Regions from separate parts of the Homo sapiens genome. Here region 1 is linked to region 2. The links are chromatin loops, found by intact Hi-C in ENCODE. Cell type or tissue: CD4-positive, alpha-beta T cell. All regions are shown on one strand. Each heading gives the region's core, and the rest is flanking DNA. Links, peaks and the distances in the headings are about the cores only. Region 1 holds the start of AMOT (angiomotin). Region 2 holds the start of ALG13 (ALG13 UDP-N-acetylglucosaminyltransferase subunit).

Evidence for each region. Peaks named below come from ENCODE experiments on the same cell type or tissue, not always from the same donor. Only the 100,000 strongest peaks of a DNase experiment are listed, where the experiment ranks them.
Region 1: a loop joins it to region 2, with 5 times the contacts of the local background. A loop is called at or near these places in 5 of 110 quality-filtered maps.

What each region holds. Positions count from the first base shown.
Region 1 is chrX:112,835,288-112,847,523 of GRCh38, reverse strand. AMOT (angiomotin) reads left to right here and starts at 6,693. Exons shown (of 14, transcript NM_001113490.2): 1 at 6,693-7,072. LOC107985651 (a long non-coding RNA gene) reads right to left here and starts at 5,798. Exons shown (of 3, transcript XR_001755993.2): 1 at 5,656-5,798; 2 at 3,119-3,265; 3 at 445-557. RefSeq lists a silencer at 5,848-6,187. In CD4-positive, alpha-beta T cell, for the core only: no CTCF peak of the experiment used is centred there; DNase peaks (open chromatin) are centred at 5,943 and 6,633; H3K4me3 peaks cover 2,092 bases; H3K27ac peaks cover 454 bases.
Region 2 is chrX:111,673,288-111,685,523 of GRCh38, reverse strand. It overlaps ALG13 (ALG13 UDP-N-acetylglucosaminyltransferase subunit), which reads right to left and starts at 4,354. Exons shown (of 27, transcript NM_001099922.3): 1 at 4,225-4,354; 2 at 3,230-3,392; 3 at 421-559. The coding sequence starts at 4,305. RefSeq lists enhancers at 3,898-3,957, 3,978-4,027, 4,098-4,287, 3,967-4,686. In CD4-positive, alpha-beta T cell, for the core only: CTCF peaks have their summits at 4,183 and 4,391 (motif pointing right); DNase peaks (open chromatin) are centred at 3,903 and 4,343; H3K4me3 peaks cover 1,671 bases; H3K27ac peaks cover 1,707 bases.

The DNA of each region.
Region 1 (12,236 bases), core at 2,194-10,193, 1.2 Mb before region 2:
CCTTGAATGCCCTAAGAAGAATGAATGGAGGGGCATGAAGAAATAAACTGTGTTAAGGGACTACTATATGCCAGACATCATGATAGGACCTCTAAATGTGTTATTTCATTTAATTATCAAAGAAACCCTTATGGTGGAAAAATTATTATCCCTATTTTACAGATGAGGGAATGGCAGTTCAGGCTGGTTAAGGAATCTGCCTCATTGGTAAGTAGTGGAGCTGTGACTTGAATCTAGGCTTGGGTGACTCCAAAAGTCTATACCCCTTCCACAGAGCACACCAAGGATGGCTTACTATTTAACCCTTCCCAGGTTAATATTTGCACTTTAACAAGGGTCTTTCCTGTGTGAATTTCACAGGACAGTGGCAGACCTGAAGAGAAGGCTGATTTGGGCCTGCAAGGTGGGCCTGCCTTAAATCACACTGGAATGGCATTGACCTACCTTCTCCCTGGAGTTCCTAAAGTGGGGCAGCGAGCCAGAGAAGATAAATCTCTACTGCAGTCACAGCCTTCTTCTCCTCCAACTGGGATAACAACTCTCAGACACTCTGGCAACTACAGAAACAGAGAGAGCTCTGAATCAATCAAGAGTTTATTTGCAAAGGGTAATGTCAGAGGATGAACTTCCTCTAAATCCTGCTAACTCTGTACATTTAACGTGTTTACTGGCTCAGGAATTTGATTTTCCTCTGACTTGCTTTCAGAGGTTTGTTTTTTACCATTGACTAAATTATATTTTCCCTCTCAGCCCACCACCTTTCAGGGTACAGACTGATGTACGTTCCTCAGCCTCCCTGCTTCCCTCTTGCTCCGGCTAACCTAGGAATTTGCAAATAAACCCTACTGAGAAGTATGGACAGTCTGGGCCTTTCCAGAAACTCAAGCTGCTGAAGGAGATATGGTATTTAGTTAAGCTGAAGTGAAGCCCTGCATAAATCATAAAGAGGCGAGCCCAGGTTACTCAAACAAGACCTTAGGAGGTGTTTGGGGAATAGACTTGTAGGCAGCTTTATTTTTCTACAGCCGATTTACTTCCAAAATGCTGGGGCCCACAAATACCCCAGGAGCAACTTGGCTCCCAAATGCTGGAGCAGGTCTTGGCCTTGGAGCACAGTTCTGGTGTTGTTTCCTGAATTCCCACATTGCTGTTTTCCACACATGGATCGGGCTTCAAACTTCCTGTGTCTGGACTGTGTGTGCATGCTGTGTGTGTGTGTGTGTGTGTGGTTGGGAAGGGTGGAAGGGGGGAGGGAGGGAATCCAGAAGGAAGAGCATTTAACTGAAGTCGTGTATTGCATATGTGTCCCTTTGTTCCTTTCCTGTTCAGATAAACCTGCTATTTTCTGATCAGCTGGCTTCTGCATGTACAGGGCTAGTGTGTCCTTATGAATAAATAGGAGGCTGACTTTTGGAGGTGTCCTGGAGAAGGCTGTTTCTCAACGTTTGTCTTTGGAGGAATTAAGGGGGACAGTTATGTATAGAGACATAAATCTTTAAGATTTATTTTTTCTCGTATACGTGCTTGCCTCTGCTTTTGTTCATAAATGCATTTAAATCATTTAGTTGTTCACTAGGCAACTAGAGGAAGATGTGCACATTCCATATTCCTGGTTCACTTGGTAAGTGGGGGAGAATGCCATTCAATGCAAAGCACTATGGTTTTATCATCTTTCCTTCAAGAAGAATCTGGCCAGGGATTGGGAATAGACCATAAGCTATACACTCCTTCCTACTTTTCCTGTACGTTGGACAAAAATATTGCACACAAAGGGAAGATTTTTTAATTAAGACATTTATTAGTTGGCAACATGAAACACTGGAGATTTTATATTAAAAACATTTGACTTCTGGTTTCTCTTGAAAAATCAGAAGCTGTGGTCACATTGGCCTGCATTTCCCTGTAGTGGTGATCAGGCTGCCCCTTTCACATGGGTTCTGCCTTCTTGCAACCCCTATCACTGGCATTGTCTCCTGACACTAAGCCTAAGGGTTATTAGCTTTTGTGTGTGTGCATGTGTGTTTGTGTGTGTGTGTGTGTGTGTGGTAAGAGATACGTAACAAAATTTACCATTTTAACAATTTTTAAGTGTACAATTCAGTGGCTTTAAGTACATTCAAAATATTATACAACTATCACCATTATCTAGTTCCAAACCTTTTCATCATCCCAAACAGAAATTGTACTATTAAACACTAACTTCCCACTCCCTCTTCCTCCAGCCCCTGATCACCACTACTCTACTTTCTATCTCTATGAATTTATCCATTCTAGATCCCTCATGTAAGTGGAATCATACAATATTTGTCCTTTTGTATCTGGCTTATTTCATTTTGTGTAATGTTTTCAAGGTAGACATTTGATTTTTTTAATGGATTTTATTTTGTACAGCACAGATATTGATTTTTATTGTGCAATAAAGGTGTATTTTAAGAAAAAAAAATAAAGGCCAAATAGGACAGGTAGTTTGGGATGTGGAATCTTGACTTCTGAGCTTAAAATGATCCTCCTTTTTTCCATATCGTTATATGGAGGTTTTTAATGTGTAGTATCTAGGCAACCCAGTGTCTTTACACAGGTGTTTTACAGCTAGTGGTTAATTCTCCTGGTCTCCCCCAGAGGGCTTTCTATACTTTATAGTCAGGATATGAAGACACAGGGATGCTGTGGGGATTAGTTAAATGTGTGTGGCACAGTGTGCTGTATAAACTAACTCTCTGGAACTAGTTTTCACTCTCTGCTCTTAACTTCCACAGCTTTTACTGTCAATACCATTCATTTGGCACTTAGCACATGCTTGTTAGTTGTCTTTTTATGTTTATATCCTTGAAGGCAGGAGCTAAGTCTCATGCCTCTTTGTTTTTTCAGTCTTGTCTATAATAGCGGCTCAATCGATGTTTGTTGATGTTGGCCTCCCCCTCCCCCTCTCTTTTAAGTAGTGCAGGCAATGCACAGCTTTAAATCCAAACTCGGTTTAAACAAACTGAAAGGTTTTCAGGGTGAAAACAAAGAAGTCTTGCATGGCAGGATAGAAGGCTTGGAAGACCTGGGTTAAACAGAAGTACCAAAAAGCTGTTTGCCACAGGTTAAGAAATGACTCACACACAGCCTGACTCACCATTAAGTTCAGAGTTCTGCTAACTCTACTCCATCAAAATTTGGAGAAGAGTAATGCCCAAGCAGGGTTTGAGGAGCGGATGTTAAACGAATTAAGTGTTTTAGAGGTTTCCATTGCTCCAATTCCATTGCTCCACAGTATAAGTCGCTGTGGGGAAAGGAAAGCATGTTAGAAAAGTGTTTTGAAGGCAACTTCAAGGCTAGGGGCAGGCATACTACAAATGAGCCACCAGGCCTTTGTTACCAGGATTTTTTTAAATAGCATCTTCCGTAGTAGCAAAAGATGGGAAATAGCCCAAATTTGCTTCCATTTTTTTTAGAGATAGAGTCTTGCTATGTTGACCAGGCTGACCTTGAACTCCTGGCCTCAAGGGATTCTCCTCCCTCAACCTCCCTAGTAGTTGGAACTATAGGCGTGTGCCACCACCGTGTCTGTCTCCCAAATCCCCATTTAATAAGGGGATGAGTAAAGGAATTTTGGCACAGCTATGCAATAGAATATTGAGTTATAATAAAATAAATAAGGTAAACATAGTTATCCTGAGATGGAAGAATATTTCAAATACATTGTTGAGTAAACAAATGCAAGGTGTGCCTTGATTAATGATCCCACTTGTAAGGAACAAAAAGGGAATATGCACTCATGCTTGAATATGCAAATAATCTATTTGGAAGATGACATACAGTCATAAAGAGAATGGGACTATGGGAGCAGAGTGGTGGAGAAGAACTTTTCACTGTAGTCTTTCAGTACCTTTTTGTTTGGTGTTTTTTGGTTTTTTTTTGACGGAGTCTCGCTCTGTCACCCAGGCTGGAGCGCAGTGGCCGATCTCAGCTCACTGCAACCTCCGCCTCCCAGGTTCAAGTAATTATCCTGTCTCAGCCTCCCGAGTAGCTGGAGCTCAGTGGCTGATCTCAGCTCACTGCAACCTCCGCCTCCCAGGTTCAAGTAATTATCCTGTCTCAGCCTCCCGAGTACCTGCTACTACAGGCGCATGCCACCACGTGCAGCTAATTTTTGTATTTTTAGTAGAGAAGGGGTTTCACCATATTGATCAGGCTGGTCTTGAACACCTGATCTCAAGTGATCCACCCGCCTCAGCCTCCCAAAGTGCTGGGATTACAGGTGTGAGCCACCGTGCCCAGCCCAGTACCGTTTTATCTGAATTCTTCCATGTGCATGTTTAACTTTTTTCACTTGGACAGCATTGATTTTAACAAATATCCTTTTGCCTCTGTGATTGGTAGTAGTCCTGCAGCATATACCCGCCCCCCCACATCTAGCTCTCCTGTCCACTCCAAATAACAAGGCTGAAATAACCTTTCCTTGCTTCACAAACCAGGTGTCTCCATATTTTGAACATTCAAAAACTCACTTTCTCCATGAAAAATCACCCAAATAACCTCACTTCATACATAAACAGAATCATAACGAGAATCATTTTGTGCACACTCCTGCTTCTGAATCTTTCCACAGCTCCTAGCAGAGCATGCTGCACACTCCATGACATGCAATAGTCCACTACTTTTCCTGCAGAGTTGGATTCTGAGCCCCTGTTTACTGTGTGATAGTGTTTCCTTTAAGCACACTTCCTCTTGCATGCCTTGATCCATGGCCCCCCAGATGGCTCCCATTAGGCAGGCTTGAATTGGATGTCACTCTTTCATTGGCATGAGCCATTATAATGGCCTTGCGCTGTCAAGGCGTTTACATTTAGGCTTGCTTCCTACTTGAAATGTTTTCTAGGAAATATGGATCTGTAGAGAATGGTGGTTTCCATGGTAAATGTTCCTTCATATTTGTTTTCTTAAGTTCACTTCGGAGATACACAGCATGATTTCCTCTTTCAGTACCAGAACCACAATAGCTTTAAGTTGTCATGAAATTGTAGAACTTTAAAAAAGAAATCTCACCCACCCTGCTTAGAAAAGGGGTAATTTATTATTCTAACTGCAGGGAGTCAACTTCATATCCACCCCCAAAATTGTAGGAAAAGAGTTGACTTTTTAAAATAAAGCCACAAAACCTACACGACCTTGGATGTAAATGCTTAAAACAGATGAGCAAAATATTGATCCTCTAACACATCTAAGACTCTCCATTATGTTTCACACACAAGTAGGAACACATACATGTGTGGAGTGCTTTATAGTTTTCACACACATTTTATTTTCATACCAGTGCCTTTAAGTTAATAGGGCATGTCTTACAGCATTTACTTACAGGTAGAAAAATTAAGGCTGAGAAGTTAAGCCACTTAACAGAAGTCATACAATTAGCTAGTAAGTGCCAGGGCCCCAAATGAATTCTTCCTTTGGTTCCAAATTCCATGTTATTTTGCTACCCTGACACTGTTTCTTTGTGCCTTCGTTTTTCTAGATGTAAAATGGTAGATTTTCCGTGTCCCAGGATGCTGTTCTCAACCCTCTCGTTTTTAACCAATGTCAGCTTTTTTCACAGTCAGCAGAACACCACAATGACACTTCATGTACTTTCCCCCCTCCTGATTTAATAAACTAAGGGGGAAGAAAAGTTACCTATTCGCAGAAAGCTGGACAGTGCCATAAACATAAAGGCGTACCAGAGTCGGCCGACACACTGTTGCACTCTTTTATGAGACTGAGAAATAAAGCGTCTCATCTTTCTCTTGCCAGCAGTAGCTGGGGTAGAACATAGAACTACACAATAGCCTCTTGTTTAGTTTTATTAATTTTGAGGGCGGGTGGGACAAAGGGATCAGACTGGCGACTCCAGGGCCCAATCGCAAGCGTATACTAGGCCAGGCTGGGCCAACCGGTAGCTGCAAAAGAATGGTGGGCGGGACTTACGCTTCAGGGACGCGCTCCGCCCAGGCCGGCGCTCCCAGCCCGCCCAGGGGCGGAGCCTCCGCGGAGCGCCGCCCGCGACCCCTCCTCCCTCGCCCCTCAGCTTCTGCGGCCCGCCAACGGGAGGGGGGCAAGCGCCCGGGGCGGGGGAGCGGAGGAAGAAAGGAGGGTGTCTCGCAGAGCTGTGACCTGGGTGGGGGCCTGCTGGTAATAGGAAGCAAGAGGGGAAGGAAAACGAAGGAGCGCTTCTCCTTCCTGCATTATTTTAAGCAGGCTTTGGTGGAAGCTGCTTTTCAGCATTTCTATTATTTGTTTTTCTTCCTCCCGCAGTGGGGCGGGGAGCTGCACTGGCTCTCCCACGCGTCTATGCCGCGCTGTTGCCGCAGATTATTATTGTAGTCTTTTGCAAAACCCTTTCCTTCTTCCCAGCCAGTCCCCGCGCAGACTCTCACGGCTACGGCAACCGAGTCGTGCCCCTCTAGTGGGAAGGCGAGAGCGAGGGTCCCTTGCTTTCGCCCGAGCTCCCGGACCCCGCGGTTCAATTGTTTGAAACTTCCACGCCCCCCGGCCCCGCCTCTCTTCCGCGCTCCCCTCACTCCTCACTTCCAGGGTCCAGGCAGGCTCCCGCCCTTCTTTCCCCGCCCTCTACTCCGCCTTCCTCCCTCGTCCACCCCTCCCGCCGCCCTGCTCCGGGGCGGTCCTAGCCGCTCACCGCAAGAAGAAAAGCCACCCGTTCGTCCCCCTCCCCTACCTCCCATCCTTTGCCCAGGAGCTGCCTTGGCAGTCACGCCCCTTCCTTCCGAGGAGCTTTCTGGCTGCCTAAACTGGTAGACCCCCTGAATTACTCCTCCATCTCCGCTCTCTTTCGCCTCCTCTTCTCTTAGTTCTCTCCGCCTCCCCCTCAACTACCACCACCTCCAGTCAGTCTCGCCTCCGGCTATCCGCTGCTCCACCCTCTGGCCCGGTATCCTGCCTGTCCGCTGCCACCAAGGAGAGCCCGGACGGAGCAGCGAGGAGGGGAGCAGCCGGGAGTTGGGGCTTCCCCCCTGCCCATCCCTGGCCGCTGGCCCGGGACCGAAGCCACTTGAGCGAGCAGAGAGTCGTCACCTTGTCTTCTTTGCCTTCAGGGGTAGGAGACGCGTGGTTACTTTTCGCGGGGAACTGGGGCAGGAATCCATGGTGGCATGAACTTGGTCGTGCCCTCGGCGTGAGTGAATCGATCTAGGCGCGTGTGGGAATGCCCGTGTGTTCTACTTTCTTTGCAGCTCGCCATGAGTTTTTTTGGATGTGCAGCAAGTTAAATCGGTTAGAGTGTGCGCTGCTTTCCCGTCCTACTTCGGTGAGGAGATGCTAGTGGGTACCACTACTAGATGGTACTTTTACTTCTTTACCTCCTGGGGTTCTTGTGGGTCTCTAGGTAATTAATCACATTGAGGAGCTAAAGACCCGAGGGAAGCTGAAATCTACATTTAGCCCAGCATGCATGTCAGTGCTTATCTCAGATAACTAGATAGGTTTCTGCTAAGTGCTTAGGCTTGGGGTGGGGACTCACACTCCCTGAGGCGGGAGCAGGAGGGGTAGGACCGTGAATTCTTGAAGTTTTAAAGTCTGTGTAATCTAAAACAAGGCTACTCTTTGAGATGTGTGGTGGTGGTGGTAGTGCTTGTGGTGGTAGTGATAGTGGTGGTGAGGAGGGAGTTGCCCCTATCTGCTTTAGAAGATCCAAAGATGTTAGTAAATAGTTTTGGGGGATCTTGAGGGTGTCTTGAGGGTCCAAGCCTGGGCCACTGCACATTGGTGCTTCAACAGTAAGATGGGCTTCATGGGTTTGTGAAAATGAAGAGAAAGAAAAGGGGGAGGGAAAATAACAGTCTTTAATAGACTGTGAGCAGTTCCTGGTAGATTGCCACTAATAATAATATAATAATTTGCATAAAGGGACTAAGTAGAATTAAATGAGCAAGGAAAGAGAAAGTTGGTGAGAAACAGCATTTTCAATCTCTAGTGTATGTTTTAGAACGAACTTTTCAACAACCTGGGATGTTTAGTGCATGAAGTTCTCCTCCCTCCCCGCCATGAAGAGTGGACGTTGGGAGGCAGTTTAAAACTTTTATGAATATAACCCTCTTCTCCCATTCAGAGAAGAAGATAATTAGTCACCATAATCTTCAATGATGAAGGGCTAAGGATATTTAAGTCTCCTTGAGCTAGGCTTTGTGAAAAGTTCTTTCTCAGGCCAGCCTTTGTGAAGCCTTCTCAGTTAGACCTTTCAGCACCCTCATTTAGTAGCTAAGAATAGTTTGAAATGCCATTTTGGATGTGGTATACATTTTCATCCATCTCCCACCTATCTTCAATTGGACAAGTGCGTCAAGCCTGTAAGTGATGGTGTTCAAAGACTTATTACTGAGATGTCCTTAACCCATTGCTTATTTGGGAACACATTATTAACATACATTTTAAAATAACTTTGGTTGATTTTAATGAGTGAAAGGAAAGTAGGAAGGTAGAGAAGGGCGACAATTTTAAAGGCTATCCTGTTTCAGATCAGCTGGGAGGGAAAAGCTGGCCTGACCAAACTACATTTTATAACTGGCCTGGGACATTTTAACAGCCAGGTGGTTGTAGAGTAGTTGCCTCTATTTACAGATGATAACTAAGGTTCCAACTATTCTGTATGGGTTTATCCGGCGTCATTGACAGACACTTTCTGGCACTACATCATACTTCATTTTAAATTACTTCTTTCCTTGGAAAAGTTCGTGGCTTTGTAAAATTGTAAGTGCTTTTTCTACCTTCACAGTCTAGATGTGAAGTAAACCTCTGACCACAATTGTATGTGGAGTCACTTTTACATGAAATTTGTGGATCTGTTTACCTATTTAAAAGATTTTAGAAAGGGAATTTTAATAATTCATAGTCAATGCAGTTTTGGATTTGGAAATTAAAATTTCATTTCTGGTTTATGAAGTTTGATTTATTAGACTAATTCCCAACAAGGACATTTGTAGAGTTGCTTTTTCTTTCTGAGGTTTTGTAAAGACTGCATCAGACTCTAGAATGCTTTAAGAATAGCCTAATCAGAAGGCAGGGGGATGGATACTATGACCTTGAGGTCCCATTGAGTGCCAGAATTCTAAGTGGGTACATCTGCTTCTGTGCCTCTCCCAAGAGCCCTCTCCCAGGGCCTGCGCCTTCTTTAAAAGGGTGTCTTTGTAATTAAGCGGCCCTTCTTCCCCATCCCCCTTTCTTCCTTTGATCCAGCTTTTTAAGGCCTTTTTTTCCATTTGGAGACAAGAGGGGTTTCTCACACTTTCCTGTTCCCCTCTTAACGCTTCTTTTCCTTTACCCCAGAAAAGTCCCCTGAAGTTCTCAGGATGGTTAGAAGTTGTTTTGTTTTGTTTGGGGCGTGGGGGTGGAGTGGGGGAGTTGTTACCAATGAGGAGGAATAGAGGATATATTCCCTCTTGGGAAATGCTTGTGACCAGGTAGCCTCCTCCATGGAGACTGAGCATTTGGAATGCATGAGAACAGTCTATTCTTGGGGACTGTCTGGTAGAAATTGTCCTTTGCACCCATTAAGCCCAGCTTAAACACTGAAAGGGGTGGGGAGAGGTGTGTGTGGTCGTACTGGAGCCTTTTAGGATGGTAAATGGGTAAATGTTTCCAAATCTCCTATTACATCATCTCTTTCTCCCATGGATTCAGTAGGTTTAGTGATCTGCTTGACAAGTTAATTAGCTGGGGACTAAACCAATTTGTTTAGAATTGTGATCCATTGATTTCCTGTCCCCAGGAATTTTTGTTGGTGTTTTACTATGATGTGTTGTCTTTAGTCTTACTTACTTTTCCCTCCTTGCTGCCTTTTGTGGACTTTGGTCCAAATTCTAGGGTTCCACCCCCAAGTCAAAGGTTAGAATTTTGTCCCAGGAACTAAGGGGGTATTAAACAGGCTGGCCATACTGCATTACTCTCCTCCATGGTGGGCTTCTGACCCCTTTTAACCCAGAGAAAGGAGGGAAGTCGCCCCTTCCACACACAACACACACAATCTGAACAAAAAAAAAGAAAAAGAAAAAGAAAGAAAGAAAATAGGAGGTCATTTGCTTTATAAAAGAATCCACAACAGGTTTTCTTTGTAAGTACTAGCTTTCCTAGTTAGTGCCTTTAAACTATGACTTGATATATAAAAATTCACTCTAACTGGGCCTTCTCGGAAGCATATTTATTGCATAAAGGAATACATAAGAATTTGTAATGATTATCGCTTAAATTAAGTGAGGCCATTATTTGGCCTTTGAAATCTTTTTGTTATATGGAATGGAGTTAGTTAATTGTCTAAATCATTCTGGCTTGTAATAATGCTGGCCACGTTAGCTCTGGCCTACAACTGCTTGCAGAAGAAAGCTAGTATTACTTTTTGAAAATAAATCAGACTTTATAGATTTTGAACAATTCTAAGGATGAGACTATCCACCCCATATAGGTAAAATGTTTTATTTCCAGCTACTGTATTTGACTAACCCAGGGATCCAGAAAGTTATTTCTAGTAAATAATGGCGACTGATGCCACTTTAACCTAAGAATCTGCAATAAGATTTCCTAGTGAGCCTATTGGTGAGAAGGACCTGGGCTCTAGGCCCAACTGTAACTCGGTTTACTACCTCTGTTAAGTTTTTTTTTTTCCACTGTAAATTATGGGTTTGGACAGGGTAATTTTGAGAGCCAGTTCTTATACGTTTATGGTTTTCTTTCTAGGCCTCAATATCTAGTATGAATGTGAATGATTGCTACTAGAATGAAGTGCAACAGTTGTTAGAAATTCAATCATCTAGTCATCATGTTAAAGAAAAAAAGATCCTGTAAGGATATATGAATATAGATGCATTATGTTTTACATTTTAACAACCCAAAATTAAGAAGCTAAGACTCTGTCCAAAACTTCAAGAATTCCATCATCCTAAGAGATCACCTGCTTTCATTTTTTCTAGTTCCTTTCAAGTCCTGGTTCCTGTACTAACATGAGTTTTAGATAATTGGAGCCACAGATATATACAATGTTGCTTTTCAATAAGAGCCCACCCAAGACTTAACTTTGTGAACCCATGTGGAGGAACTAAGTCAGAATCTGACCGAGGACACATGAAGACTCCCATATATTTTGTTTCTCAAATGCCAGGAGAGGCTAATGGATATAATAAGTAATCCCTAAACACTCTCTGTGATTCAGGAGTTGTTCATGTATCTAGCAAGGCTGTTAATTTAATTCCTTTGACCTCCTGTTATCCCTCCCCCATTCTTGTTAACAACAACAACAACAAAACTAGGGTCCACTGTTTACTTTGTGTAAATCATTGGCAATGATTTTTAAGTCACTGTATGGTGAAATCCCATCAAGTGAGTATAAATTTGAGTGGAATATGAAATCTCCAGAATGAGAAAGGAGAAGCAGGAAAGCACAAATATACTTGTTTTGTAGCATGGAAAATAATATGTTTAAATTAGACTAAAAGATAGCAAAGAAACTAAGGATTTTAGACAGTTAAATAAAAGACAAGAAGTGCAGCAGCAGAATGGCCCACACATAATGGGTTCTTCATCTGAGGTCTTCACCATGTAGTCAAATTTCATAGTTCTTTAATTTTCCTTTGATAACAAAGGTGTGGTATACATGTGATCTCTAAGATTTGATGGATTAGCCAGGCATGGTAGCTCACACCTGTAATCCCAGCGATTTGGGAGGCAGAGGCGGGCGGATCACCTAAGGTCAGGAGTTCAAGACCAGCCTGACCAACATGGTGAAACCCCTGTCTCTACTAAAAATACAGAATTACCTGGGTATGGTGGCGCATGCCTGTAATCCCAGCTACTCAGGAAACTGAGGAATAAATTGCTTGAACCTGGGAGGCGGAGGTTGCAGTAAGCCAAGATCACGCCATTGCACTCCAGCCTGGGCAACAAGAGCAAAACTCCGTCTCAAAAAAAAAAAAAAAAGATTTGATGGATTCATTCCTGGAAACCAGTGGCTCATCATAAATTAGATTAAATTTCTCTAACTGGAATAGAAAGTGTGGTATGGGTTTTTAGTATTTAGAAAGTAGCAAATGAGGAACAGGAACTTTTTTTTTTTTGTAATATATGATCCTGGAGAAAATGCAAATGGGTGTATTTGCCAATGTTTCCTAAGGCAATTCTTGAAAATCTACTCTTTTAAGTCTGTGGGCTTGCCTTGACATTTGTAAAGGCACTTTCACTCTTGCCCTAACTCCATGAAATATCATTAGCCTGTGTGA
Region 2 (12,236 bases), core at 65-8,064:
ATAAATGAAAGAGTAAATATAATTTAGGGATTTTAGTGGATTTACTATAGGCAAAACTTTTAACTAAAATGAGCAAATTGTCTTCCTTGAATAATGAAAATCTAAATAATGAACTCAAAATTTAGAACTCCAAAATTAGTGTCTTGGAGACATGCACGCCTAAATAAACACACATACACACACTCTCTCAGATATTCACATATGCAAAGAAACAGCCACAGATACACATAGAAATACAACACAGAGATTGCAAAATGGGAGACAAACAAATGGGAGGATTTTACAGCTGAGAAAATCAAAAGGTTTGGTAACTGGGAGAAGGTAAGAGGCAGAAGAGACAGATGGGTTAGGTAGGTGGATAAGAGGAAGTGCAAGGGACGAATTAAGGCAAGAGATAATAATAATCAGTCTCTAGCATACCTGCAGGTACAATAGAAGAGATGACCCTCTTTGTGTAGCTGCTTTGCCAGTTCCAGCTGATGATTGTTCATCAACTTTTCGTTTATAACCACTACGAGTGGCTTTCCTTTTTCCAGAGTCTCCAAACAGCTTCCTGCACCTACAAATATAAATCAAATTTGTTCAACACAATTTGAAATAAGTTAAGGTCCCCACGAAGCTTTATAGCTAGAAATCAAAAGTTAAAAAACTTAAGTTGACAGAACTACAAACTAGGTCTTTCAATTATACATTCAAAATGACAAGAGTATAGTTATCAGTTGCTCTCTAATAAAAAGTGCTAGAAACTTTATTTGAAAAATACATTACTTTATCACTGATGATGACATTATGGCCTATGATTCAGTGCTATGCTACTTGCTCTCTAGTACCAATGACCCTCAACTTACGATGGGGTATAGCCTTGTGACGGGGTATAACCCCATCATAAGTTGAAAACAGGCTAGGTGCAGTGGCTTATGCCTACAATCCCAACGCTTTGGGAGGCTGAGGTGGGAGGATCGCTTGAGCCCAGGAGTTCAAGACCACTCTCTGCAACATAGAGAGACCTTGTCTCTACTAAAAAATCAAAATAAAAACAAAAACAATAAGGCATGGTGGTTGTGGTCCCAGCTACTGGGGAGCCTGAGGCGGAAGGACTGCTTGAGCCCAAGAGTTGGAGCTTGAAGTGAGCTATGATTGCACCACTGCACCCTGTCTTGGGTGACAGAGTGAGAACTCACCTCAAAAAAAAAGGAAAAAAAAAAGCAGTTGAAAATATTCTAAATAGAAAATGCATTTAATACACCTAACCCACCACACATCACAGCTTAGCCTAGCCTACCTTAAACATGCTCAGAACACACTTACATTAGCCTGTGGTTGGGCAAAATCATCTAACACAAAACCTATTTTATGATAAAGTGTTGACTATCTCATGCCATTTATTAAATACTCCAAGTGTAAAACAGAATGGTTATATGGGTACTCGAAGAGCGGTTTCTACTGAATGTGTATGCGTATTGCTTTCACACCACCATAAAGTTGAAAAACTCTAAGTGAAACCATTGTACGATGGGCCATCTGGAGTATGCTTTGGGCATGGCCTTGAATCCAAATAAGATCCAGGTTTGACATACTGTATGTGAAACTATACTTCATTTCTATTCAACCCCAAGTAGAAAAGCAAGCCTACAATAGAGACAGACAGGCATCAATAATGAAAAACCCTGACCACTTCTTATGGGTTTACATGTGAGGTGCTATCCCAGAAATAGTCAAGGATAGATCTCCATGAATATGCAAATATAGAATATTAGGATCAATTCAATTTTGAAATGTAAAATCATCTAACTATTTTAAATGAGAGCAAGGAGATTGATAAGTGAGTAGATAAGTCCTTTTTGGGTATCTTATGCTAGGGTGGTTAGTTAACAACATTAACTCCGGAGGGGTGCAGTGGATCATGCCTGTAATCCTAGCACTTTGAGAGGCCGAGGCAGGTGGATTGCCTGAGCTCAGGAGTTTGAGACCAGCCTGGGCAACACGGTGAAACCCCGTCTCTACTAAAATACAAAGAAAAAAAAAATTAGCCGGGGCGTGGTAGTGTGCACCTGTAATCTCAGCTACTGGGGAGGCTGAGACAGGAGAATCGCTTGAACCCGGGAGGTGGAGGTTGCAGTGAGCCGAGATAGCATCACTGCATTCCAGCCTGGGTGACAGAGTGAAACTCCGTCCCAGAAAAAAAAAAAAAAAAAAATAGAAAGAAAGGAAAGGAAAAGAAAAGAAAAAAAGAACATAAACTCCAGCACCAGATTGTTATCTGTCCACCACTTCCCGGCTGGACAAATTACTTAACCACTCTTGTGTCTCAGTTTCCTCATGTGTAAAATGGAGATACTAACAGTACTTAGTTCACAGGATTGTTTAAAAAAGTAAAGTTAATATACACAAAGCATTCAGAGCAGTGCCAAAGGCTCTGTTACCTCCTAGGAGATACATTTTTAATCACGAATCTGTTGGTAATGTCTATTTCTAAAGACTTTTCTCTCCTCAAACTAGACTTTAAAAAAAAAAAAGAAAGGAAAAAACGAAACACCTTTCTTCACAACAGTCAAAACTGCATTGCTCCCCAAAAGCAGTTCTTCTGAATGCACTAGAAGTCTAATTAACTAGACCATCAGGGCGGTCCTCTGAAGAGGAAACAATTTACACAGTATGTAGCTGTTATTATTTTTGACTGGATTCATTTCACTCACATTCAACAGAAATGTAAACAATCTTACAATTCCAATTTCTCCATGACCAATCCAACCAATCAGCAGGCAGAACACTCCTTTAGATCTAAGCCCAAGTACTAATGTCAAGTTGACAATTTATTACACTTCCCCGGGTAAATTATTTTGCTCCTCTGTGTTTAGGGTTTTTTATTGTAAAGGTGGACTACAGTGGTTAATTTCCCATTCTTCTCTCACCCCAAAATACTAAGTTCTCTCCAGTAAAGTTCTCAATTGTCATATTCAAATAAGTTGTGTATTCAAAAAGGGCTACAGTGAGTTCAGCTAGCGATTTTATTTTACCTCGAAAAGGTTCAAGTGTCAGTTCCTTATTGGAGGGAGAGCATCAGGATAAAAAGCTAATGGATGCTGGGCTTAATACCTAGGTGATGCATGGCACACGTTTACCTTTGTAACAAGCCCGCACATCCTGCACATGTACCCCCAGAATACCCCAGAACTTAAAAAAAATTAAAATTAAAAGACCCAACCCTGAGATTCTTAGGCACCTTTACCTGCGTGACTAATAACAAGATCTGCTTTCTGAATGTCTTCTTTCAAGGAATCCTTGTACCTGTAAACATCCAGAGTAAACGACTCAGTACTGAAGGGTTCAGGTACCACCGTTCCTCTACCAATTTGCAGGATAAGTCGGTTGTAACCAAGGCTCTCGATTTTCTGAAAGAGGAAATCAGAATGTGAGGGCCTTTTAAACTGGCTATGTAAAACAGAGCAGGAACCACCACCACTACTAAAGTTTGACGTTAACATCGGAGCACGGCCGCCAAAAAGCCTATCTGTGGCCGATTTCACTTAGTTTTCAAAACTATTTTCTGGTCCGGGGCCCGACGAGGAACCTCCCAAGCACTCATGAATCTAAGCGACCCAGCTCGCAGAGTCCCGCGAAAGCCACAGCAGGAAAAGACTTTGGAAAAGGAGTCGCAAACTCGGGGGGAACCCAGGCACTACCCGTTCTGCCTCACTTGATCAACTGCGAGAACCGGGAGCCCTGAGGGGACGACGCGCGCTGAGGAGAGGAACCGCGCGGGCTCCGGCCAAGTGCTGAGGGGAAGGAGCCGGGCTCTGAGGCGAGCTCGGCTGGCTCAGACGCCGGCGCCGACGTGCGGTCCACAGGGGGGCCTGAGGAAAAACTGCCGAGCCCGGTGGAAAACCCGAGCTCGGAGGGGCGGAGCCGTTGGAAGGAGGGGCGGAGGACGCGGAGGCGGAGAATAGAGCGCGGGGGCAGACCGGAAAAGGAGCTGAAGAAATGAGGGAGAGGAGCGGCCGGAATAATGGGAAGAGGAAACAGGCAACCCCGAGTGGCCGGGTAGCCGGAGAAGGGCCCCGCCGGGCGTGGGCAGAAGCCAGCTAAGGGGCAGCGGCACCTGTGGTAGAGTTGCGGGGGTTTCTTTCCGAGCGCGACGGTCAGGCAAGGCTAACGCGGCTGGCAGTATGGCCGGAGATGGCGGGTGGCGAGCCAAGCCGCCGCCTGCTCGCCTCCCTCACTCACTTGCAGACTGTCGGGCGCCGACACACACGCAATGAGGTCGTCAAAGCTGGTGGTCCCTACGGTAACAAACACGCACTTCATGGCGCGGGTTCCTCAAGCCCTGATCGCAAGGGCCGGATATGACGCAACTGAGGCCACGCACGTTGCAGTGACTGCCTTCTGTGAGGGAGGCGGAAATCCGTAATGGCCGCCAGGGGGCGGCGGGGCCCCGGGCTGTGTCACCGGTTGGGTGGGGCAAAAGACTATTGGTGGCCTAGGTACCAGCCACTGTTCTAAGCCCTTTATGTGTAGGAGCCAGCTCTTGAGACCCCTCACTATAAGGGAATGGGGAATTGCCAAATGTAATTAACTTTTTCAAAACTGATGGGTAAAAAAAAAAAACATCATACCCTAAGCATTGAGTTGGTGTCGTTGCGTGGGTACCACAATCTTTTAATGACAGACAAGTTTGAGATTTTTTTGTTTGCTGCCAGGTTTTGTCAAGATACATTTGAGAGATGGTTTTACTTCGAGTTGGCTAAGGGGATATGAAAAATAAAAGTGCCTTACCAGGCACAGTGGCTGTAATCCCAAGCTACTGGGAAGAATCACTTGAGCCCAGGAGTTAAGACTAGCCTGGGCAACATAGCAAAACCCTTGTCTCTAAAAATATTATTTTTTAGGCCAGGTGCCATCGCTCAAGTATGTAATCCCAGCACTTTGGGAGGCCAAGGCAGGTATATTATTGAGGTCAGAAGTTCCAGACCAGCCTGGGCAACATGGTGAAATCCTGTCTCTCCTAAAAATACAAAAATTAGCCGGGCGTGGTGGCAGGCTCCTGTAATCCCAGCTACTCAGGAGGGTGAGGCACGACAATTGCTTGAGCCCAGGAGACAGAGGTTTCAGTGAGCCCAAGATCCTGCCATTGCACTCCAGCCTGGGTGACACAGAATGAGACCCTGTCTCAAACAAACAAAAAAAATTTAATTAGCCGGGGGTGGGAGCACCCACCTGTGTTCCTAGCTAGTCAGAAGGCTGAGGCTGCAGTGAGCCATGATCACACCACTGCACTGCAGCCTGGACGACAGTGAGACCCCGTCTCGAAAAAATAAAAAAACTAAAAATAAAAGGCATCTTATAAGGTATGGGGTCTTGCTCTGTTGCCCAGGCTTGATTCTAACTCCTGGGCTCAAGCAGTCCTCCTGTGGCAGGCCACGTCTCACTAACGGAGGCCTCCATAACAACTGTTTCAGTACTGAGTGGTGAAGTTAATATTAAAAGCTAAAAAAAGCCAGTGCCCTTATACAAAGGCTGGAATGTAACTAAAGCCCACCAAGAGTTTTGCCTAGGCCTTTCCTGGGCCCTAAAGCATGACAAAATAACAAAGGAAGTCTTAACATTACCCATTTAGGATTAAACAAGTTTTATTGTGGGTCTGAAGAAACTCCCCAGGCCTCCACAAACAAGTTTGTTGGGAGTCCGAAGGAACTCCCCAAACCTCTGTGATTTAGCAGGAGACAAGATAAGGGTAATCACGCCAGCACCTGGACTCATTTAGATTTTTTTTTTTTTTTTTTGAGACGGAGTCTCGCTCTGTCACCCAGGCTGGAGTGCAGTGACACAATCTCGGCTCACTGCAAGCTCTGCCTTCCGGGTTCACGCCATTCTCCTGCCTCAGCCTCTCAAGTAGCTGGGAATACAGGCACCCACCACCACGCCCGGCTAATTTGTTGTATTTTTAGTAGCGACGGGGTTTCACCATGTTAGCCAGGATGGTCTCGAACTCCTGACCTCATGATCCACCCACCTTGGCCTCCCAAAGTGCTGGGATTACAGGCGTGAGCCACCGCACCTTGCCGGACCCATTTAGATTAAGTAAATTTACTGAGGCTCCAGAGGAAGATCTTCAAGATTCAGACCTTATTTATAGATTAAAAGAAGTTAATCACTTATGTCTTTAGATGAATGCACACTTACATGTAGACATATAGCTTAGAAGGTATATAAGCTCTGGAAAACATCGTGATTTTGAGTTGGTTTCGTGATAATATCCAGGCCTTTTCCCTGTAAACAGTTACAGAAATAAAAACTCTCTTCCTCCACAGTTTATCTGCATCTTGTTATTAGGTCACGAGAAATAGCAGCCCCACCCTCAGTTTGGTCCGAGAGCACTCCCGCCTCCGCCTCCACCTCCCAAGTAGCTGGGACTACAGGTGCATCAAAAGTGGCTTTTAGAAAATCACTCTAACTGGCTGGGCACGGTGGCTCACGCCTGCAATCACAGCACTTTGGGAGGCCGAGGTGGGTGGATCACAAGGTCAGGAGCTTGAGGCCAGCCTGGCCAGCATGGTGAAACCCCATCTCTACTAAAAATACAAAAATTAGCCAGGCACGGTGGCGGGCACCTGTAATCCCAGCTACTTGGGAGGCTGAGGCAGGAGAATCACTTGTACCTGGGAGGCGGAGGTTGCAGTGAGCTGAGATTGTGTCACTGCACTCTAGCCTGGGCAACAGAGCAAGATTCTGTCTCAAAAAAAAAAAAAATCGCTCCAACTTGGGCTCTTCTACCAACTGTGGTTCTCAGAAAACCAGGGCCCTCTAGGGTCCCCTGGAAGCTGCAAACAGTTAACCTCCATTAGCAAGCATGACTTGTAAAATAGAGGTGATAAAGCCTGAAGCATTGATCTACAATCTATTGAATTATTCCAGTGAACCATTTAAATATAACATTACACATTAGGACGATAAAGTACCACAGATAAATTACACTTAGGCAGGCACATATAGGAGAGGTTATTTCTCAAAACTCTCCTTTTTTCTCCTACCACCATCATAACCATTGTTAAGATAATTGCTCACTCTATCTCCTTCTAATGTTTTGTGTATTCCCTATTTAAAATATCACCTTAGCTCATATTTGTGCTTTGCCCTGCCTGGATATATACAGAAGAGAGGCTGTGAGAAGAAATTATTTTAAGGAGGAAAAGGATTGGAGGTAAATTGGGCCTAGAACATAGCCTGAGAAGACCCTTGGGCCTATTTCTACAGGATGTTTCCTTTAAATCTTGTAGCTTAGGCAGTTGTCCTTTTGAAGAGTAGCATGCACAATGGCAGGAAAACTCACCAGCTGCCTTTCTGAAAGTGACATCCAACAGAGACTTCTGGTTGGGACTTGGAAACTACCCAATCAGGACTCAGCTGTTTTCAACTAATGGGGACTACTTTTGAGTTGTTTATTTGCATACACAAACTTGATTAAGGGCTGGGAGGAGAACTTTCCCTATTTAAGCCAGACCCACTCTTTGTTCTTCGGAGCACTTAGTTTACATTGGAGGCTGTGTTCCCCCATCTGCAGATCTCGGGCTCTTAGGCTGAGGTCTCCGAGACTTTGTTTTCTCCAGGGAGCATGTTCACTTGCCTCTATGGGCCCTGTGGGGTACACTCACACTTCGTGGAGTACTTTTGCATTTTGCAATGTACTTGTGCTTGGTGGAGTATGCTCACATTTCAAGTTTTGTGGGGACACTCATGTTTCTGTTGTACTCAAAGGGATGCCTTTGTTATAGTGCCATGGGTAACCCATGTTCTAAGGTAATGGTCTCCAACCAGCCACCTTATGGTGCACTGATGACTTTTATATTTAAAAACCTATGGAGAAAATTCTTGTGCCTATTTAAGGCTCTGGATGAAACTTTTGGATTTAAAACTTCTTTGGCTACATTGGGGAGCTTTCTGTATCCCTAATCAAATTTATTTATGCCTGCAATTAGAACAAAGACGAATCTAGGCCTCTCAAAGACAATATAAGGCTTTCCTTAATAGGTACTATGAAAACTCCAAATGGAATCAAGAATTTCAGACTGCCTTCTTGAGAGAAACTAATTCCGAACTCAGTGCCTCCAAAAACTTGAAAATCCTCCTAGCCCAGATTCTGTTCCCAAGAAGGACTCAAACCCTTTGTTCCTCTTCCTTTCACTCCCTCTGCACTACCTCTACTTTATTCTCCTCTGCCACTACCTTCTTCACTTTCTGAACCTCCTTTTTTCTCCTCACTGTCTATCCCAGGCACACTACCCATAACCCCTCAACTCCTCTTATTGCCCCATTTAAAATAAGTGAAAATGTAGAGGGAGGTCAAACCATTTCTTACATTCCTTAGTCTAAATCTGAACTCTTGGCGATTGTCCTAAAACTGACTTCCTTGAATTTGAATGCCACTTTCATTTAATCGTAAGCGCATACTAGCCCAGACTCACCAAAATCTATCAATTAATTCACATGCTGGGGGTCATTTTTGTGGCTCAAACATGTATATGCCTAACTAAATGGATAAAACCTCCAGAGGACTGCCATTTCAAAAGGGACATGGCCATAACAAAAGCAAAGAAAATAACCTGTGATTTGTTAAAGGTCATTCCAGTGCTTTTTCTCTGGCAAATTAATTGGAAAGCCATTCAACGATTCACTCAAAAAAAAGATGAGTCTGCTTAGATTATTTTGACTGGTTCAAAAAGGCTTTCCAAGCTGGGTGTGGTGACTCACACCTGTAATCTCAGCACTTTAGGAGGCTGAGGCAGGAGGATCACTTGAGGTCAGGAGTTCGAGACCAGCCTGGCCAACATGGCGAAACCCTGTCTCTACTAAAAATACAAAAATTAGCTGGGCATGGTTGTGCATGTCTGTAGTCCCAGCTACTGAGGAGGCTGAGGCACGAGCATCACTTGAGCCCAGGAGGCGGAGGTAGCAGTGAGCTGAGATGGCACCACTGCACTCCAGCCTGGGCAACAGAGCAACTCTGTCTGAAAAAATAAAAATAAAAAAAAAATCTTTCCAGCAAAATTCTGGTGTCAAGGACTTAACAGAGGATACCATTAATCTTTTTGATTCTAGTTTTCTTTCAGGGCTTAACTGAACTCTTAATGCCTTAGTCAAACAACATTACCTCAATTGGACCTTTAAGAAACCCCACGAAATTGCCTCCTTGGCAAACTATCTCTCTAAAACTTTGTAAAGAGACAAAGAAAGAATAAATAAGACACTTGATTATCAGGAAAAGACCACCACGTTCATGGCCCTACATATTCAGCAATTTAAAAAACAATCACAGAACCAAAATGTTCTCAAGAGTCTGGGAAACAGGATCTATTTCTTTCGCAAGGGCTTTTATCACTACAAAAGAGATTATGAAATATACAAATGATGGCTTCAGAAGAACCCAGATAAAGCTAAGAAAAATGCAAGCTTTTTCTTCATTACAAGATTGGGGTGCTTCAGGGAGATAAAGGCAATCTTCTTCCTTCTGTGAACCAGCTGAAGAAGGTTGGTTTGCAAATAAATAACAAATTGGTCCAGGCGTGGATAGATACTGGTGCCACACTCTCAGTGCTAAACTCCAACTCTTTTTTTCAGATCGCCTTCCCTAGAGTAGTCAAACCACCCAAATGGTAGGGATCCCCAGCCAGCCAATGATAGTCAGGTGAAATCCAATTCCTTATCAGATAGGGCCCATCATTGGATACCATAGCTTTCTCCTCCCCTCTCTTCCCATACATTTATTAGCAAGGGCCTTCCTTGAAAAGAGTCAAGCCAACATCTTTTACCCATAAGGGAAATGTGTTATTTTAAGAATAAGCTCACCTGAGACCTCTACTTTTTTTTTTTTTTAAATAAGGTGGACTTGCTCTTTCACACAGGCTGGAGTGCAGTGGCACAATCGTGGCTCACTGCATCCTTGACTTCCTAAGCTCAAGTGATTCTCCTACCTCATCCTCCTGAGTAGCTGGGATCACAGGTGGGCGCCACTACAGCTGGCTAATTTTTTTACATATAGAGAAGAGGTCTCGCTATGTTGCCCAGGCTGGTCTTAAACTCCTGGGCTCAAGCGATCCTCCCCCCTTGGCCTCCCAATGTGCTAGGATTACAGGCATGAACCACTGCGCCCAGTCTAAGACCTCACTTATGTGTTTCCCTTGTGAGCCCCTGTCTGTCCAGCCATTTCTGAATAACCTACCTTAAGGGAATTATCTGAGACCCTATGGGCAAAAACGAATACCAATATCTGTCTTTTTCACTCAGCACCACCTATTTTCATTCAGATAGATCCTAACAATTCTCTTCTAAATGTGAAACAATACCCCCTCAATTCTGAGGCATTAGCAGGCATGGAACCGATCATTGATTATTTTATTTCTGAGGGACTCATTGTCCCCTGTGCTAGCCCATGCAATACCTCAATTTTACTCGTGCAGAAACATAACAGGAGAGGATGGAGGTTTGTTCAACAACTTAGAGCCGTAACCAATATTGTTATTCTTGACACCCCATTGTGCCTGATCCACCTACACTCTTACATAATATGCCTTCTGACACCCAATATGTCTCTACTCTTGACCTCTGCATTGCCTTTTTCAGCATCCCTGTTTACCTGAAAGTTTCTTTTCACCTTCATGTGGAGAGGCCAACAGTATACATGGACAGTGCTTCCTCAGGGATATACTGAGAGCCCTATCTATTTTTTCCAGATTCTTTGAGCAGACCTGAAAAAGATAACCTTTTTATAAGGTTCAACCCTTTTACAATATATTGATGATATGCTTTTATGTTCTCCCTCTCAAAACACTTACCCTGCTGACACTCTTCATTTTTTTTCTGCCAACTGACCCTCAATAAATGTCATAATGTCTCTAAAGAAAAATTACAATTTGGTCAAGATTCAATTAAATTCCTTGGATATGTATTAACTTCCTCAAGGCTAAGCCTTGATCCCTCTCACATTCAAGTTATCTTTTTCTTCCCCTTACTTGCTACAAAAAGGCAGCTCAGAGTATTTTTAGGGCCTGTGGATTATTGCAGAATATGGAACCTAATTTCTCTCTGATGGTACAACCCTTATATTCCTTACCTAAAGCCTCTTTTCCCCATTTCCTTGTCTGGATTACTGATGGTGAACAAGCTTTCCAAGTTTAAAAAACTCAATTGTCCACTACCCCTACCTATGACATCCAAATTATTATGATTTTCCCTTTTTGTGCATGAAGGAGAGGGTAACACATTAGGGGGTTTGCCTTAGCCCCTTGAGGGCAACGATCAACTGACTGGCTATTATAGCCAATAGCAGTACCCTGTGGCACAAGTATTGCCCCCCTATCTGAGAACTGTTGCTATTACTTCTATGCTTATAAAGGCCACTAAAAAATAGTCATACAGTCCCCTCTCACTATGTATGCCCCTCATTCCATTGAAAGCCTCCTCACTTTTCATCATACCCAACATCTTTCAGCCAGCCGATTGACCTATGAGATACTATTTTCTTTTTCTCCCAATTTAGCCATTGCCCACTGCAATCTATTAAAACCCTTTTATCATCTCCAGTGGAAGACATCCTGTGACTGTGTCAGTTTTACAGATACCCTCCTTTTACCCAGCATATACCCAAAGGAAATGCCTCTGCCCAATCTGGACTTTGTCTAGTACACTGATGGGTCTTCTCTCAAGAGCCCTGCTGGCTCTTACCTCGCAAGATACGCCATAGTTTCCCCAGCAGAGACTATTGAATAGGACCCCCTTCCCACGGTCTGGTCAGCTTAACAAGCAGAATTGCATGCCTTCACATGAGCCTGTTTGCTGGCTGGAGGCAAAACAACTAACATTTTATACAGATGGTAGATTCGTCTTTGGTGTTGCACATAATTTCGTATGCCCTGGAAACAATGAGGTTTTTTGACCTCCTCCAGACAACCTATTAAAAATAAAGATTTTTGTTTTGACACTTCTAAAAGCTATTCAGGCTCTATTATCTCTTGCTATTATCAAGATCCAAGGATACTCCCCTGAAAACTCTGAAGACAGTAAGGGCAATCATCTTGCTGATGCAGCTGCTGAAGCTACAGCCCTACAAGTAACTCCCTTGATCATGCTCATTCAATCCTCAGCCCCCATGCTTGCCCATTTGATTACCATTTTTCTAGACTTTTCACATCTCAGAAAGCAGTTTCATATCTTGAAAGGGGGAAATGGATGAAACAAAGTTGCAC